Linked DNA regions of Homo sapiens: region 2 is linked to region 1. A link is a contact called in ENCODE Hi-C or POLR2A ChIA-PET data. All regions are on one chromosome and are shown on one strand. Each heading gives the region's core, a stretch centred on a gene start or an enhancer-like site at or near the end of the contact. The rest is flanking DNA. Distances are from core to core; before and after follow the strand shown. Region 1 overlaps ATG7 (autophagy related 7). Region 2 overlaps ATG7 (autophagy related 7).

Region 1 (6,485 bases), core at 1,881-4,380:
GGGAGGCATTTGGTTGGTAGGCCCCTCCATCTCTTCCCTCAGTGTTTACAGGCTATCCATAGCATAAGAAAAGGCTAAAGGAGGTGCACAGAGACTAAGGCTTTGAAAACTGAGGCACAATAAAAATGGAAGAGATCCTTGTCATAATCTACAGAAAACGCATTCCTAAAAACAATGAGCTAACATCCTACGACAGCCTGTCACAGAGAGAAAATCAACATTGCATGCAGAGAGAACCAGAGAAAGGAGAGAGGGAAGGAGAAACAAAATGCCCCAACTATGGGCACTTTTTGTCTTGCTTTTTAAACATCTGTATTGATAATTCACACACCATATGATTCATCCATTCAGAGTATAGAATTCAATGGTTTTAGTATAATCACCGTTGTGCAACCATCATCACTATCTAAGATTAGAACATTTCATCACCTCGAAAGGAAACATTTTAAGTAGCCACTGATTTTCCCTTAATCCCCCATCCCCACCTGCTGACAACCATTAATCTACTTTCTTGACTATATGGACTTTAAAACTCTGGACATTTCACATAAATGAGATCCTACAATATGTGTCCTTTTGTGACTGGCTTCTTCAATTAGTGTAACATTTTCAATGTTCATCCATACTATAACATGTATTAGTACTTCCTTATTATTGCTGAATACTCCATTATTCCAGCGTAATAGCTGACATTTTATCCATCCATTCATCAGCTAATGAACATCTGCATTGTTTCCACTTTTTGACAATTATGAATAAATAATAGTGTTAGGAACACTGTGTACATTTTTTGTGTGCACATTTTCATTTCTCTGGGCTATATTTATACACACACACACATATACAATTTTTGGTACTGTTCCTTGTGGAACAGGGCTACCCTATAGGCAGGGTGTCCAGAGTAGCCTTGGGTATATATCTAGGGGTACAATCCCTGGGTCACATGGTAATTCTATGTTTAATTTTTCAAGGAACTGTTAAACAGTTTTCCAAAGTGGCTGCAGAATTTGACACTCCCACTAGTAGGTAGGAGGCTTCTAATTTCCCTACATCTTCATAAACATTGGATGTTGTCATTTTGATTATAGCCATCTTACTGGGTATGAATGCCATCTCACAGTAGTTTCAATTTGTATTGTCCCAATGGCTATTGATGTTGGGCATCTTATTTGATTATGCTATCATGTGATTATCTGTATATCTTCTTTGGAGAAATGTTGTTTTAAATCTAATGCCCATTTTTAATTGAGTTCTGTATCTTTATATTATTAAGTTGTAAGAGTTCCCTATATATTCTGGGTTTTGTTGTTGTTTTTAGAGATGGGTTCTCACTGTGCTGCCCAGGCTGGTCTCCAGCTCCTGGGCTCAAACGATACACTCACCCCAGCCTCCCAAGCAGCTGGGACTGTAGGCACATGCCACCACACCCAGCTTAGAGTTCCCTCTATATTCTAGATACCACACCCTTATCAGGTATGATTTGCAAAATGCTGTTCTCTCTTATACTGTGGCCCACTTTTTCGTATTCTTATGTCCTTTGAAGCACAAAATTTAAAATTTTGATGGAGTCCAGTATTTTTCTTTTGTAAGGTGCCTTCTTACTTAATATGGTAATTGTGAGGAGTAGGAATTATTAATCACATCCTACAAAATGATGGAAACGAAGGTCAATGAAGTAAATAACCCAAGGTCTCACATGACTGCTGCACACGGTCCTGCCTGACACGGCCCACACAGAGGAACATGGCAGTCTTGGCTATGTGTGGGAGCTGAGGTATGAACTCAGACCTTCTGACCAGGCCAGGATTCGGGTTACTCATACACTTTATGAGTATTCTAATGTAATATGGCTGATTATTAAAGTAACTCTCCTGTTATTACACATTCAGCATTCTAAGGATGCTGCTATTAAAGTAAGAGGGCTTTGGAACTCATCTTCGGAAGCTGTACTGAGGGGTAGTGAGTAGCATGTTTCATGAACATACCCAGTTATGGCCAGGGTGGATTTGAGTTTATAAAGAAGTCAAAAGTGGCACCGAGTCTGGTGAAGGAGGTAAGTTATTAGGCTGAATTACACCATTTTAGATTTATACGTACAGTGACACACATCAATACAAAGTATAAGCAATGTTCTATTAAGGCTCAAAGTAGATGTAAATCTCAAAATCTGCAAAAAGTTGTTTCTGGCAATGGTAGCTAGATATAATAGATACCAAAGAATATTTATAAAATGTATAAAAAGTAAGTACTTTGATATATTTTTAAACACTTTTATGTAAAAATTATCCATCTTTTTCCTTTTTGGTTATACATGGTATATTTGAATCAAAATCACTAAATTAGAGTTGAAAAGCATTTCATTTTTTTCTAGAAAGGAGGCTTAAAAAAAGAATTTCACATGATTCAATCCTCTCATTTTAAGTGGGGAAGCATGCACAGGACACTGAAGGATTCATCCAAGGTCACTCATGAGAACACTGGCGGAACCAGGAGTACAATGTAAGAAGGACTGGATTCCCATGTTCTGTTTCCTAATATTAGCTGTCTTTGCTTTGCTTTCAGCATTTATGATTTCCCCCCTTCTTTCTCGCTTAGACTTCTCCAAGCGGATTATACCATCCGAGACTCTTTTCCGAAGGGTGGGGAACTCTGCCCAGACTTCATTGTCTATTTTCCAATTGCAACTTTCCCCAATAACGATTTATCCAAACATCTCAAATTCATGTAGATAACTCTGACAGCAAATAAAAGGTACACATTTTATAAAGTAAGTTATAAGTGAGATACTGCCAAGCTTTATTTCAAAAACCAGGCTCTAGTTTCCAATCTAAGAAGTAAATGGCTTTCTGCCTGTTTCTGCCTTTCCTCCCTCACTCAGGAGAGAGGGCCAAGGCTGTGTCTTGAGGGATTGCTTCATAAGGAAAAATCAAGGCAGGGCACAGTCCCAGGATGGCCAGCATGGGTTGGAAGTGAGCTAGCAGAAGGCTCTGGGAAAAGGGAACTGGATTCATGAGCAGGCTAGTTCAGTCCCCAGAGCGATTTCTCTCCATTGGAAACAGGTCTGAGTGCTGACACGGGGGTTTCCCACAGCTTCTGCTGGCCTCCAAAGGCATATTTGTCATCAGAGGCTCTTGATGAAGCTGTACATAAATATCTGACTGTTGTTAAATGCAAAACAAAACAAAACAAAAATATTCCACAGGAACCAAATCAAAACCAGCTGTGTGGGGGAGAGGCCAAAATCTCAGTGTAAGTGCAAAAGGCCCAGCAGAAACACTTGTTAATTGTGTTATTTACTTTGCTGAATAGTAAATTGCTGTGCCAATGAAGTCATATCACATGACCGTAATGTTTTTCATATGACTTTTTGGCTATGAGAGAAATGGGCATTTTCTAGAATTCTGAGTTCTATAGTGAATGAATCACAATCTACATTTTAATTCATAACCAATTAATCAGCTCAGCCCTGTTCATTTCTGCTGGTCTGTTTATGATTTTATAGCCTATGTTATGGTTGTTGCTTTCTTTTTAGATGATCATTCATTAATCCCCAAATCTGCAGAAAGGAAGTTCTATTTAGCACAACCTTGACAAAATGCAAATTATATTAATGGTGCACTGTAATTGCAACCCTGAAATCATAACTGCATGGTACAACATCAAATACTGACAATATGGTCAAGGCAAGGAAGTAAAACAGCCTAAAATTAATCCTGGAATCATGGAACGTGCAAACTTTCATGAATAGGAATGAAGTATTTCAGGGAAATTGGGTAAAGGGACTTAGGAATTTGAATTTCTCAGGGATATACCAATATAGCTTGTTCTATTAACTCTCTTATAAATTAGTCTTATCTCTAGTTACATTCAGTTAGAAAATATTTTGGCATTTCTCATAGTATGATGTTGAACCCACAGTTGGAACAAATAAATACATGTGAACTGATACTTATTCTACTCATAGGATGAGAAATAACTCTAAGAAGGTAAGTCACAGCAAATTTTTGTGGAACATGGCTAAGGTGTTCATATGTTTGATTTAGACTGAGCATTTCTTCAACAAACGCAGCTTTTTTTTTTTTTTTTTTTTTTTTTTAAATAAGAGACAGGGTCTTGCTCTGTCACCCAGGCTGGAGTACAGTGGCACAATCATAGCTCACTGTCTGCCGCAAACTCCTGGGCTCAAGTGATCCTCCTGCCTCAGCATTATAAGTAGCTGGTGTGTCACCATGCCTGGCTAATTTCTAATTTTCTTAAATAGAGACAGAGGCTCACCATCTAGCCCAGGCTGGCCTTAAACTCCCAGACCCAAGCAATCCTCCCAACTTAGCCTCCCAAAGTGCTGGGATTTCAGGTGTAAGCCACTGTACCCATCCCAAATGCAGCAATTTAAAAGATACTTGGGGAGAACCTCAATAGCTCCATGACTTGGACACCCTGTGGTTCATCAGCTTTAAGGCCATTTCCCTGGGTTCCAAATAGGATAAATAAAGATCTAGGAGGGATAGGGAGTCAGGATCTATCTCCAAGTATCCAAACCCATTCTCAGTAAAGGCCTTGGAAGTAAAGGTCAGAGCTTTATGCAAAATTCCCTAATTTACAAGGCAACATTTTAAGAGGGAAGAAAGCTGAGTGGGGCCTTTCTTCCATTGAACCTCCTAATCCCCCATGAGCAGAATGTAACTATAATTTGGCAAAGAATACGGCTATCTGTCCAAGTCCCCTTCTTTTTTTTTATTTCAATAGTTTCTGGGGTACAGGTGATTTTTGGTTATGTAGATAAGTTCTTTAGTGGTGATTTCTGAGATTTTAGTCCACTTGTCACCCAAGCAGTGTACACACAGCACCCAATATGTCTTTTATCCTTTACCCCCCCTCCCAAGCTTCTCCCTCAAGTCCCAAAAGTCCATTATATCATTCTTATGCAAGGCTCCTTCTTCATAAAAATGTAACATTAGCAAAGGCAAATGGCATTTATGTGGTACTTAAATTTTTTAATCTATAACTTGAGATTAATAAAATTAATCTACCACACACATTTCTCATTAAAATTTTTTTTATTGCATCCTAGCTGTCTAGCCTCTCCTCACTGTGCTAAATGGAATAGGGTAAATCTCCTTTGTCTAGCTAAATCCATTTACTAGTGCTATTCTTTTTCTCCAAGCTCCATCTCCATCCCATCTCCAACGCCAACCAGTCATTTTCACTCACTTATCCCATTACCTCAAAGTCATCACTACCTAAAACAATTCATCTTTGTCAGCCTGGTCCCCAGTCTCCACTATGCACCCTCACACATTGACCTCTCCCCCTCCAATAAAAAACTAACTTGGTAATTTGCCTGCTAATCTCAACAGCAGTATGATTATACCAGTAACCTAGTTCAAAATCATTGCAATCATTTCCAGGTACCTGATGGACAGGGGATGAGTGCAAAAAATTGGGTTGCACTAGTCAATCTCACTAAATCTAGATGATTCTAGCTTGGATATGGCTTCCAATTCATTACTATGTGCCCCTTTCTATATAAATATAAAGGAATTTGTAGTCTCTAGTTGGATCAGCTTTGCATTCCTCCTTCATAAAGGGGCTATATTTAGGGAGACAGACCACAGGTGCAAAGAATATGGAAAATTGTAATAGCATTGAGACTTTTTCTTTAAATGAAAAACAATTGCGTACCTTGCTACAACATGAATAAACCTTAAAAACATTGTGCTAAATAGAAGATGCCAGACACAAAGGATCATTTATGTGATGTGTCCAGAATAGAAAAATCCTTACAGACAGAAAGAAGATTAGTGGTTGCCAGGGGCTGGAAGGAGGAGGGAACAGGGAGTGACCTTTTAATAGGTTCAGAGTTTGTTTTGGGTGTGGGGGATGAAAATTTTCTAAACAGAGAGTGGTAATGGTTGCACAACTCTGTGAATATACTAAAAACCACTGAACTGCACACTTTAAAAAGGTGTGTGTGTGTTGTGTGTGGTTGTTTTTTTCCCCCCGCCCTTGCAGGCTGGAGTGCAACAGCACAATCTCAGCTCACTGCAGCCTCCACCTCCCGGGTTCAAGTGATTCTCCTGCCTCAGCCTCCCGAGTAGCTGGGATTACAGGCACATGCCACCACACCCAGCTAATTTTGTATTTTTAGTAGAGACAAGGTTTCGCCATGTTGGCTAGGCTGGTCTCAAACTCCTGACCTCAAGTGATCCACCCACCTCGGCCTCCCAAAAGTGCTGGGATTACAGGCGTGAGCCACTGCGCCCAGCCAAAATGGTGTGTTTTATGGTATGTGAATTATAACTCAATAAAGCTATTATTAAAAAACATTATGTTGACTTCAGGTAACTGTGGCTCCAAGTACATCACACTACTCATGATTTTGAGTAATATACTAAAGACTTGGCCTCGGAGACCTTTATTCAGTCTAGAACGCCCTAGGCTTCTTGCCCTTCCCTTCTCTACTCTTTCTCTGCCAAAATCCAACT
Region 2 (6,485 bases), core at 1,503-4,002, 90 kb before region 1:
CAACTAACAAGATAGGTCAACAATGCTGGTGGAATATAATCAACATACAAAAATCAATAGTTTTGCTATACACCAATAATAACCACTTTGACAAAATGTAGTAGAATCAGGGACATTGCTAATAATCCTATTGCTTATAAATTAGCATCTTAAAAAATAGTCAAAATTCTATTATGGTAAGAGTTCTTGATGAAGATTATGTTTCTTGTTGTCTGGGGGTTTTTTTGTTGTTTTTGAGACTTGAGTCTCACTCTGCCACCTAGGCTGGAGTGCAGTGGAGTGATCACGGCTCACTAAAGCCTCGGCCTCCCTGGGCTCAAGTGACTCTCTTGCCTCAGCCACCTGAGTAGCTGGGATTACAGGCATGCACCACTAGGCCCGGCTAATTTTTGTATTTTTTGTAGAGATGGGGTCTCGCCATGTTGCCAAGGCTAGTCTTGAACTCCTGAGCTCAAGCGATCTGACCACCTCAGCTTCCCAAAGTGCTGGGATTACAGGCATGAACCATGGTGCCTGGCCCTTGATGAAGATTATGATTCAAGATTACAGAATTTCATATTCTGCCTGTGAATTTGGGAAACAGAGCAGCAGTTATCACATTTATATCAGCACAGCACTGAACAGTTTACCAAGCCTAGTCAACTATCACAATAACATTTTAAATTCTCAAAATAATCCTGTGAGAGAGGTAGAGTCTCTACACATGAGGAATTAAAGGTGACAGAACTTTTCAGCAGCTGCTAGTGGTCTTTTGATTTAAAAATGGCTATAACTGGCGAGGTGCAGTGGCTCACACCTGTAATCCCAGCACTTTGGGAGGCCGAGGCGGGCAGATCACAACGTCAGGAGATCGAGACCATCCTGGCTAACACGGTGAAACCCCGTCTCTACTAAAAATACAAAAAATTAGCCAGGTGTGGTGGCGGGTACCTGTAGTTCCAGCTACTCAGGAGGCTGAGGCAGGAGAATGGTGTGAACCCAGGAGGCAGAGCTTACAGTGAGCCGAGATCACGCCACTGCACTCCAGCCTGGGCGACAGAGCAAGACTCCGTTTAAAAAAAAAAAAAAAAAGGCTATAACTAGATATTAATGTTGGCTGTGTAAAAGGTGTTAATCAACAAACAAATGAGCATCTGTCACATACAAGGGCAAAGGAGTAAAAAAAAAAAAAAAAAAAAATCACATGTCTTACTGTGAACCTCTTATGAGTAAAGTTAATCATTCAGGCTAAAGAGGGAACATTTTGTTTCCTCTTTTCAAGGAATAGTTAAATAAATAAATAATTTCTACTTTCACTGGCTGGGTACAGTGGCTCATACCTATAATCCTAGCACTTTGGGAGGTCAAGGCGGGTAGATCACCTGAGGTCAGGAGTCCGAGACAACCCTGGCCAACATGGCAAAACCACATCTCTACTAAAAATAAAAAAATTAGCTGGGTGTGGTAGTGCACGCCTGTGGTCCCAGCTGAGGCTGAGGCAGGACAATCACTTGAGCCCAGAAGGTGGAGGTTGCAGTGGGCTGAGATCGCGCCACTGCACTCCAGCCTAGGTGACAGAGCCAGTCTCAAAAATAAATAAATAAATAAATAAATAAAGTGAGATTTGCACAGACAGAGGAATAAATACCCTTAAATTTCATAGCAAATTCTGAAGCGGCTAGGGAAAATATAGAATATACGAGGTTTGTTTCTGTGTTATTTTAAACATCTGCTGCTGATTTAGGGTCATGTTCTTAATCTGTAAGACACAGAACCTCACCTGGAGGATGACAGGACAATGGGGATCTGCTATCGACTCAGAATGCCTGTTTTGTTTTTTTTTGTTTTTGTTTTTGTTTTAAATGACAGGGTTTTGCTCTGTTGCCCAGGCTGGAGCACAGTGGCATGATCATAATTCACTGCAGCCTCCAACTTGTGGGCTCAACTGGTCCTCCCACCTCAGCCTCCCGAGCTGCTGGGACTACAGATATGCACTACCATTCTCGACTAATGCACTACCATTCTTGACTAATTATTATTATTTTTATTTTTAGGAGAGATGGGGTTTCACCATGATGTCCAGGCTGGTCTCGAACTCCTGGGCTCAAGTGATCCTCCTGCCTAGGCCTCTCAAAGTGCTGGGATTATAGGTATGAGTCACTGTGCCTGGTATTTATTAAAGCATAAAAAACAGACTATACATTCTTTATTAGAATTCTGCTTTTCTGAGAAATATGTAGCAGCTATCACCGTTGTGTATGGAACTTGTGTATTTCTGTAATATTTCACAGTTGAAGGGAAACCCCAAAATCCCATTTCTCAGAACTCTAACCCAGTTTCCCAGTGGGGACAAGAGTGGGAATGGGCTTCTCCATTGTGGCTGGAAAGCAATGCCTTCCTTTGTCTGTGTTTCAACTTCAGCTTAACTAAGCCACAGCACAGCTAGTGAAGGGGAGCCTGCCAGGTAGACAATCAGAGGAAAGGGGCCCACAGAACAGTGGAGAGATTTGGGGTTCCTTTTGATGGAACAGAGAATATTTCAAGCTGCTTTTGAACTGAGACTTTAAAAAATTGTTTTGTCTGTTTTGGCCTGGGGCTACATACTTGAAATGATAAAAGCAGTTCTTTCAACTCAACTTTAAATCACAGAGTTCCCACAGCTAGTGTCAACATGCAGAGCGCAATGGCTCTAGACAAGGGGTGGGCGCTGGGGCTGGGGACCATGAAGTGTTGCAGTTATTACCAGACAAGTGGAAACAGAAGATTCTGTGTCCAGTCCAGGTCCGCTTTCCCCATCCCTTGCTATGCATTTGGCTGATTTCCCCTCACTTTTTCTAGTTTTTCCATGTTAGCTGGATTTAGCAACTGCTGTTTTGGCCGTAATCAGAGATCAAGTGTGGTATAATTATTCTAACATCACAAGGTACAGTTTTGTTTCCAGGGCCGACATTTTAAAACCTTTGTTGCTTGCTCAGTGCCAACATCACCAGAGCACTTCCTCCAGAGTGTGCAAAGGAAATCAGGCCCAGAGCAACACCGTAAATCAGGTTTTCGTGAAGCCTGGCCCTCCCAAAGGCAAATCAACGTTTAGGACTCCCTGAGGAATGGCAGCACAGACTTTTCCATCACTCTAAATCAAACACTTCAGTGCATATCACCTCTGCCTAAAGGAAGAATGGGTTGTCCGGGAACAAGTCATACATGTGGTAAAAGTTAACAATAATCCTCCCTGTTTCTTCTGTCTAGGCCTAGAGACAGGCCAGATAGATGTACCCCGTATGCGGTGGGTCACCAAGGTGGAGGGCAAGATCATCTTTGGCTAAGAATTTTATGAGCATTACTTAAAACACAATTGAACGTTCCCTATTTCCCCTCCCCTGCACTCCCCCGCTGCCCCGCCCAAGAAAGAGAAGAAATGGAAAGGTACTAATTTTAGTTAATAGGCCAAATATTTATATAGAACAGTCATCATGACTTCTGACTAATCCTTACAACCTGGGGATGTTCTCAGGGATGACTTGGATTGGGCTATAATACAAACACCCAAGGAAGCATTTCCTACAGGACACAAAATTATGTCAGCAACATTTACAACATACTTTATAAAGTACAGGCTATTTCATCGGCACCTCTGAAAAGCCCTAAAAGGTATCATTGTGTCCATTTTACAGATGAGAAAACAGGGCTGAGAGAGGAAAAGCAAGTGGCTTGAGGTCATGCGGCTGGTAGGTGGCGGGCTGGGACCTGACCTCAGATACGTTTGTTCTAGATCCAGAGCTATCTACTAATTTGTGAAAGGAAGCCTTCAGACACTAAATCAAAACAGCATGCATGTTCACAGTCTGTACCACAAGCTCAGAGCAGTCTAGGCCTGGGGTGGGCATTTGACAGGCGATTTTGAAGGTTACGATTTACTTGAATTTACTGTTCACAGTCATATGAAATTACCCACTGAAAGCTTTGGGTAGACCATTTTGGTATAAATGACCTCTAGAATTTTAGTCTAAATTCTATGAATAATTATGTCTGCTGCCTTGGGGCACGATTCCTTCTGGTTCAAGCCCCTCCCAGCTCTGTCCAGCTTCTTACAGGAGTGTCTCAGTGGCCTTGCCTAAGTCCTGGTGACTAACTCAGCCGACCTGCAGAACTGTGCACAGTATGAGGCTCATCCGCTCATCTCACTAATAAATCGTGAGCTTATTCCGGAATTCCCCAGTGTCCCCTAGCAAGCCCAGAATCATCTCCAAATTACTGTAAACCCACCTATAGTTAGCAGAAAGGAATGAAGGCACAAAAGGTGGGCAGTTCTAAAAATACATGATTCTCCCCAGCTTCAGGGTGTCAGAGTTCCCTGATACTCCATCAACATGATCTGCCAGCCTCTGCGTGGTGACTTACCTCTTCCACAGGGCTGTTCCCAAGTAGGGCACAGCTAGCTGAAAGGAGGTGAATGCACTTGGAAGGCATACAATTCTCCTCCCAAGAATAACCTTGTAATGCTTGGGTTAAGGGCTTGAGTTCTAGGGATAGACAGATCTGAAACGGAACCCTGGCTTGGTCACTTATTAGCTGATAACCTAGGGGCAAGTCCCTTAATACTCTATGGCCCTTAGTGTCCCTTTCTACAAAATGCAGATAACAATGGTAGCTACGTCAGGACTGCAGTGAGGACCAACGGCATAAAGAGTTGAGTGCCATACCAGTAGGCTTTATCTACTTTGTTATTGTTGTCGGCAGCGGCGGCAGTCTAGAGTCATTCCATGTCAGGAAAATTCCCCACAAAACTTCCTGGGCTGGGGCCGGGCGTGGTGGCTCACACCTGTAATCCCAGCACTTTGGGAAGCTGAGGCAGGCGGATCACAAGGTCAGGAGATCGAGACCATCCTGGCTAACACAGTGAAACCCCGTCTCTACTAAAAATACAAAAAATTAGCCAGGCGTGGTGGCAGGCGCCTGTAATCCCAGCTACTCGGGAGGCTGAGGCAGAAGAATGGCGTGAACCCAGGAGGTGGAACTTGCAGTGAGCCAATATCGCGCCACTGTGCTCCAGCCTGGGTGACAGAGCGAGACTCCGTCTTAAAAAAAAAAAAACAAAAAAACCCTTCCTGGGCTGGCCAGGCCATGCTGCTCCCACGGCAGCCCTGGCAGCAGACCAGGGGCAGATCCCTTGCTTGGCTTGCTCCTTCCCCGTGCCCTGCTGTGCGATGCGCCTTTTCCCCAGTCTAAAACGTCACCTCTTTTTCTCCACCACCACATACCCCTCCCTCATCTTTGGGTTTATGAGTCCAGGTGAGGTCACCCTCTGTGACTCTTAGCCACCCTTTCCTGTGCCGGTCCCAGTCACACTCTGCTTTCCCCTGGTCTTTGTCAGCATCTAGCACGTATGGCCAGCGTTCTTAGGCCCCTGTGCTCCTGTGGCACTGGCCTTCTCAACTCATGGCTGCCTATGGCAACCAATGGCTGCCTAGGGCTCTACTGATCTGAAATGCTGCACATGTATTATCTCATGATCTGTCATCTGTTGGAACTATGTCTCAGCATTGCTGCGAGACAGGCATTTTTACCATGTTCCCCATATCATGGAAGGGGAAACTGGGAACCCAATGGTCTACAGCTGTCCACTCTGCTATTCTCCCTCTCAAGCTCCTGCGTGGGGCCTGGAGCAACTACTACTCCCCTGATGCTAATAGGCAGCCTTAAGTGCAAGGAAATGCTCACTTGTTTGCAGAATGTTGGCCCCATGGAGAAGACTCACAACCAACTGTGCCTACTTCTCAGGGAAGAATGCTGGCGGGTGAGGTGTGGGGTGGCTCCTACTAAATGCTGACTTTTTCTTTATTATTATTAAATGCTGACATAATGAAGAAAGAGAAATCACTTCCCAAACACATTGCCAGTTACTGACAAGCCAAGGCCCAGATCCACAGAATGACTGTGAGACCAAGCTTGTCAGGTGGCCATAATGGCTGCTGTGAGGTACAGGGCGAGCTCAGAAGTGTAGAATGTGTGTGCTGAGGCCCTGCTTTCACCCACACTTGTTGTTTGCTGTGGGGCCATTTCCTCTGCTGCCTGTGTGTGTGTTCCTCCAGGGCCAGCACGGCATCTTCCTCATCCCCATGTCCCCAGCCCATCCGGTATGGTGCCTGGCACGGCAGCCACCATCAGTAGCCATAATAGCTACTGGTTAGCACACACTCGCTGCTGAGCTATAAGCAGAATTATAGCTCTTTAATCCTCAAAATATCCCTCAAAATAGGAGGGAAGTAGATGTATCAGCTCCACTTGTTTACTGAGTGAATAAACTAATGGAAGAGAATGGCCTTTCGGACATTTGAGTTCTCTAACACTGCTGGGAAAGTTTTAATAAACCAGGGCTTGCCACTCATGGTAGAGGAGCATATCGAGGTGTGGAGCATGAGCTGGGGTCTGCCTAAGTGGGTTCGAATCCTGGCTCTGCCATCTTTTAGCTGTGTGACTCTGGGTGGGTTTACTGACATTCTCTGAGC

Evidence for each region. Hi-C counts contacts between places; a loop is a spot of excess contacts on that map. ChIA-PET counts read pairs that join two places held with the same protein, here RNA polymerase II (POLR2A).
Region 2: a map of endothelial cell of hepatic sinusoid shows a loop between it and region 1 (5-fold over the local background). The contact joins two enhancer-like sites. A Hi-C loop is called at or near these places in 1 of 168 maps with a recorded cell type or tissue (endothelial cell of hepatic sinusoid). POLR2A ChIA-PET finds 5 or more read pairs at or near these places in 4 of 52 experiments (H1, OCI-LY7, SK-N-SH and 1 more).

What each region holds. Positions count from the first base shown.
Region 1 is chr3:11,430,901-11,437,385 of GRCh38, reverse strand. The region is part of intron 20 of ATG7 (autophagy related 7); the gene reads right to left. Among named protein-coding and RNA genes, the nearest start is that of ATG7, 160 kb to the right of the region's middle. Within about 2 kb of position 3,130, at least 16 of the 41 ENCODE cell types and tissues checked have a DNase peak (open chromatin) inside an H3K27ac peak, as active enhancers do.
Region 2 is chr3:11,520,143-11,526,627 of GRCh38, reverse strand. All of the region lies in intron 20 of ATG7 (autophagy related 7), which reads right to left. Among named protein-coding and RNA genes, the nearest start is that of VGLL4, 120 kb to the left of the region's middle. Within about 2 kb of position 2,752, at least 7 of the 41 ENCODE cell types and tissues checked have a DNase peak (open chromatin) inside an H3K27ac peak, as active enhancers do.